Regions from separate parts of the Homo sapiens genome. Here region 2 is linked to region 1. Evidence: read pairs that join two places in POLR2A ChIA-PET (ENCODE). Cell type or tissue: PC-9. All regions are shown on one strand. Each heading gives the region's core, and the rest is flanking DNA. Links, peaks and the distances in the headings are about the cores only. Region 1 overlaps FALEC (focally amplified lncRNA regulator of ECM1). Region 2 overlaps CERS2 (ceramide synthase 2).

Region 1 (2,909 bases), core at 182-2,681:
GCCCCTTGTCAATAGGCAGGGATGTAACTGCCCATCAGTCAGGCCCTGATCCACAGCAGTGGATCCAAGAGCTGACCCAAGTTAGGGGCTCTTGTCTTTCTGGATCACCCTTTAAAGAATTTGATGTAAGCTACAGATACTCGCCCCAGAAAAATGCACACACACAGACACACCGCATTTTGCATACTTTAAGAAATTCACAGGCTGGGCGCGGTGGCTCACCCCTGTAATCCCAGCACTTTGGGAGGCTGAGGTGGGCGGATCATGAGGTCAGGAGATCGAGACCATCCTGGCCAACATGGGAAAACCCCGTCTCTACTAAAAATACAAAAAATTAGCCGGGCGTGGTGGCAGGCGCCTGTAGTCCCAGCTACTCGGGAGACTGAGGCAGGAGAATGGCGTGAACCCGGGAGGCGGAGCTTGCAGTGAGCCGAGATGGCGCCACTGCACTCCAGCCTGGGTGACAGAGCGAGACTCCACCTCAAAAAAAAAAAAAAATCACAGATCCCCACAAATCTTTCCATGGGCCCTGCTAGGCAAGCAGGCCATAGGGGAAGACGTTTGGGGTAAATGCTTCAGCCTTTTTGGCTCCAGTCTAGGGCCAAAGGGCAAGCCTTTGAGTTCTACAAGGTTTCATTTTGGGGACAAGGAAAACAAAATTCCACATCTATTTTCATTTACTTCATCTGAGAAAGGAACAAAAGGCAGCAGCCTGCCCACCAAGCCCCCATTTTGGGGCTGACCTAATTACCCAGCTTCTCTCCCACACTCAGATGGCTGAACGCTGCTGGAGGAAATCTTCTAATTCTGCTGGTTTCTGCCAATGCACACGTATGGTTTCTAATCCCAGCTGGGCCTTTAACACTACTTGGCAGCTCTTACTGTACCAGATAAACACTCACACCCCGTTCCCACAATGGTCATTCCAACCCTTCTTTAATGATTCATTAAGCTTTAAAGTTTCCATGTGATAGCAGAAGCCCAGCTGCACATATTTCAATTCACACCTTTCACGGATTTATCCTGCTTCTCCCTCCACCTGTGCTCTAGATCCTTTGATTTTTTTTTTTTTTTTTTTTTTTGCTATTTATTTAGTGGCTCCTGTGCCTGTCATTGGGCTAGGCTCTGGGATGCCTGTCATAGTCTCTGCTCTGGTGGAGCAAATAGCCCTGAGACAAAGACCATCATTCAATAAATATTAATAATTACAAGTGCCAGGCGCAGTGGCTCACGCCTGTAATCCCAGCACTTTGGGAGGCCGAAGCAGACGGATCAAGAGGTCAGGAGATTGAGACCATCCTGGCTAACATGGTGAAATCCCATCTGTACTAAAAATACGAAAGAAAATTAGCTGGGCGTGGTGGTGGGCACCTGTAGTCCCAGTTACTACTCGGGAGGCTGAGGCAGGAGAATGGCGTGAACCTGGGAGGCGGAGCTTGCAGTGAACCGAGATTGCACCACTGCACTCCAGCCTGGGCGACAGAGTGAGACTCCATCTCAAAAAAAAAAAAAAAATTAATAGTAATAATAATTACAAGTGTGATGAGGACCACTCAGGGACAGTGGGGAGTGTTACAGAATGTGTTGATCTGGGGGTTTCAGGAAGGTCTCCCTGAGGAATGACATTTAAAGCTGAGACTTCAGGGATGACATGTCGGCTAGGAATGCTTTGGCCTACACATAACAGAAAACCTGACTAACAGCAAAACCATAAGGATGTTGACTGTTTCCTCAAGAAGCCCAGAAGCAAAAAGTTCCAAAGTTTTTAAGAGGCTTCACAATATCAAGAAGCAGGAGTTGACATCTTTGCAATTTTCTTCACTTCTCTCTCAGTTATAAGATGTTGCCACAGAATCAACTGTGCCTTCCTTATATAACATCATCCCAATGCAAAAAAAAAGAGAAAGGGCTCTGGTTCCTCAACAGCTCTCTTTTATAAGGGCACAAAAATTCATCCACAAGTTCCCTGGAGTCTTCCTCTTGTGTCTTTTTGGTGAAACCTGGGTCATATGCCCACCCCGGATAGGCGAAGAGGAAGAGGGTTACCATGATTGACTTAGACCAATCATGATTTCTTCCATAATACAGCGAGGACCCCACCTTCCCTGAAAATATTTGCTGCCTATTGGATGCCTCACTTGAGGGTCAATGGGACCACCAATTCTGCATATATATGACTAGATAATTCAAGCAAGTCCTCCTACCAATGAAAACTTTTATTTATTTATTTATTTACTTATACATTTTTTGAGATGGAGCCTTGCTACGTCGCCCAGGTTGGAGTGGAGTGGTGCGATCTTGGCTCACTGAAACCTCCGCCTCTCGGGTTCAAGCGATTCTCCTGCCTCAGCCTCCCGAGTAGCTGGAATCACAGGTGCCCACCACCACGCCCAGCTAACTTTTGTATTTTTAGTAGAGGTGGGGTTTCGCCATATTGGCCCCATGTTGGCCAGGTGGGTCTCAAATTCCAGGTTCCAGACCAGCCACCATGCCCAGCCTCTGGTGCTTTTAAAATGAGTTTTTCAAGCTTTTAAGTTTTTGGCCAGGCACAGTGGCCCACACCTGTAATCCCATCACTTTGGGAGGCTGAGGCGGGCAGATCACCTGAGGTCAGGAGCTTAAGACCAGCCTGGCTAACAGGGTGAAATCTCATCTCTACTAAAAATACACAAATTAGCCAGGCGTGGTGGTGGGCACCTGTAATCCCAGCTACTCGGGAGGCTGAGGCAGGAGACTCGCTTGAACCCGGGAGGCAGAGGTTGCAGTTAGTCAAGATCATACCACTGCACTCCAGCCTGGGCAACAGATCAAGACTCCATCTCAAAAATAAATAAGTAAATAAATAAAAAATAAAAATAGGCCAGGCGTGGTGGCTCACATCTGAAATCCCAGCACATTGGGAGGCTGAG
Region 2 (2,828 bases), core at 329-2,828, 440 kb before region 1:
AGACAGATACCATGTCTCTTCATGTGTATGGGGGAGTGAAGTCTGGGTGGAAAAGTGTTTCTAGATGTGATTTTCTCCATAAGAAGTCAAGTAACTGCCCTGAAGGCCCAGGGGGCCTGGAAAAACAGGGTTGTCTCCTTACCGTGTGTACACTTCAGCTTTTCTTGCCCCAGCCTCTTGTTTATGGGGTCTTGCTTGGATCTGTGTGCTGGTGCTAAGAGGCCTCCCCAGTACTGCCACAGGGACCCAACTCTTTGGTTCTGTGGGGATGTGTAAGTGAGGCCGGCCAGGCCCCAGCTGTCCTCCCCTCTCTTCATGTTGAGTCAGAGGTCCTGACCCTGCTGAATCTGGGGCCTCCCTGCTGGGGAGATGGGGGTAGTGCCTCTCTGCTAATGGAGGTGCAGGACCACCAGGGAGGGCTGTGGTCATGGGAAGCCTGCAACCTCAGTGTAAAAGCCCCCATTAATCTGCATTTCCCAAGTCTTCCACTCTCCCTGCTTGGAGTGGAAGAGGACAGGCGCTATCTCATCTTGGGGATGAGGAAGTTGCACTGCCCAGGTGTCTGTCCTTGACCATGCTCTAGTGCCTACTTTGCCTGCCCCCCACCCCCTGTTTTGCAGGCATGAGACATTCCTGGGCCCCAGGAGTCCAGCAGGGGCTCCACCCTCCCTCTGCGACTCCAGCCTGCCGCCTGACTAGAGAAACATCCCTGCCAGTTTTCACAGACCTGGTTGGGGATGGGATCTGAAGTCTAGGACTGCCAGGGCAACATGGTACCTTTGGCTTTACATTTCCCTGGAGAAGTTGGGCTCCAAGAGACAGCAGTCAGGTGACTGGGTCAGGCTGATTTCTCGCTTCCAATCAGGCTGAGCAAAAAAGTGGGAAGAGGGGGCCATGTGCACACATCAAAGTGTTCCGCATTGTCCCTTCTCTGTGCATTTTCTACCCTTGTCCCTTCTTTATTCAATTTTCTACAACTTTTCTCTAGGAAAAAAGTGTGTGTTTGTGTGGGGAAAGTTCCACTGTGGATAATTACATTTAATTTTGTTCAGTTCAGAAGGCTTCCATCTGTTTAATTAAATATTTATTCTGGCTGAGGTGGAGGGGGCAGGGGCAGTGTCTGGAATGTGTGTGTGTGATTTGGGGGAGGAGGAGGGGAGAAGGTGGAGCTGAAGCTCCTTTACTGGCAGTGCTGACCTCTGATTTCATCCGAGAGAGCAGTGACCAGGAGTGGGGACAAGGGGGTAAAGTCCTTGAGCTGGAATACTGACCCGTGACAGGCTGAGGGATTTCGCAAGGGCTACAGTGGTGGGTGGGGGTGGAGCGGGAGCTGTCAGAGCAGCAGCAGGACCAGCCCAGCCCAGCTGTGGTCTCAGGCTCTGTCTTCAGTCAGTGGCACCAACTAGTCTCCAGGTCACTGTGGATAACAATTTCACCACTCTCTTTTCTTCCTGTCTCTGCTTTCACTTTCTGGGCCAGCCTAAATCCCACCGCCTCATCTCCTTCCCAGGAGAACAAGGGGTGGGGAGCCTGGAAAAGACTGTCATGGTCATCCTGCTGCGGCTTCTTGCTGAGTCCTAGGATTGCCAGGTGTTTGCTGGACCCAGCATCCCTGGCTCTCCTGGACCATCTTGCCATTCCTCTCAGCTTCAAGCAGCTGCTCTTCCCTCATGAGCCACACACGTCTGACCGTTCCCTCCCTCCTCTGGGTATCCAAGTGGTCACTCCCACCATGTTGTTCGTCTTTCAGTTGGGGGAGGAGGTTTACATAGCGGCTCTTTCCTAGACTGAGAGGGTATGGGTGTTCCCCTGCAGACTAGGATTCTGTTTTCTGGATGAGCATTTATACGAAATAGCTCTGACCAGGCACCGTGGCTCATGCCTGTAATCCCAGCACTTTGGGAGGCCAAGGCTGGCAGGTTGCTTGAGCCCAGGAGTTCAAGACCAGTCTGGGCAACATGGCAAAACCCTGTTTCTACCAAAAAAAAAATTCAAAAATTAGCCAGATGTGGTGTGTGCTACTTGGTAGTGCATGCTACTCATAGCCCCAGGCACTCGGGAGGCTGAGGCAGGAGGGGAGGATGGCTTGAACCTGGGAGGTGGAGGTTGCAGTGAGCTGTGATTGTACCACTGCACTCCAGCTTGGGTGACAGAGGAAGACCCTGTCTCAAAAGAAAATAAAAGAATAGCTCTTAATTCCATCAGATGTATTGGTCCGCTCTCTTGGTTCCCTGCCCCACAATCCCTGACTCTTTGCAGCCCTACCTTCACTTTTCTTTCTGAAGAGTTATACATAGGGTCCTTCTGCCTTGTGTGTAGGGACTAGATGGCTTGGCATGGAGTGTCAACCTTGTGTGCAGTAGTTCGATGTCCAGTGATTGTGGAGCTCAGTGTCATTTGGGGACATAATTTTGCTTTACCTTGGCTTTTTTTTTTTTTTTTTTTTTTTTGAGACAGAGTCTCACTGTGTTACCCAGGCTGGAGTGCAGTGGCAAGAGCATGGCTCACTGCAACCTTCACCTCCCAGGCTCAAGTGATCCTCCCACCTCAGCCTCCTGAGTAGCTGGGATTACAGGCATGTGCCACCACATCCAGCTAATTTTTGTATTTTTTGTAGAGATGGGGTTTCACCGTGTTGCCCAGGCTGGTCTCAAACTCCTGAGCTCAAGTGATCAGCCTGCCTTGGTCTCCCAAAGTGCTGGGATTTCAGGCGTGAGCTACTGCCCAGCCTACCCTGTCTCTTAATTTTTCTTTAGGGACTTGCTACTCAGATGGGTTGTAGGTTGTAGGGAAGGGGAAGAAGGGTTTGCCTCAGCCCTGCAATGTTT

What was found. Peaks named below come from ENCODE experiments on the same cell type or tissue, not always from the same donor. Only the 100,000 strongest peaks of a DNase experiment are listed, where the experiment ranks them.
Region 2: POLR2A ChIA-PET joins it to region 1 with 12 read pairs; 3 of 35 experiments call an interaction of 5 or more read pairs at or near these places.

The regions. Positions count from the first base shown.
Region 1 is chr1:150,527,190-150,530,098 of GRCh38, reverse strand. The region is part of intron 3 of FALEC (focally amplified lncRNA regulator of ECM1); the gene reads right to left. Among named protein-coding and RNA genes, the nearest start is that of FALEC, 13 kb to the right of the region's middle. In PC-9, for the core only: no CTCF peak of the experiment used is centred there; DNase peaks (open chromatin) are centred at 918 and 1,698.
Region 2 is chr1:150,969,850-150,972,677 of GRCh38, reverse strand. All of the region lies in intron 1 of CERS2 (ceramide synthase 2), which reads left to right. Among named protein-coding and RNA genes, the nearest start is that of CERS2, 3.6 kb to the left of the region's middle. In PC-9, for the core only: no CTCF peak of the experiment used is centred there; no DNase peak of the experiment used is centred there; H3K4me3 peaks cover 232 bases.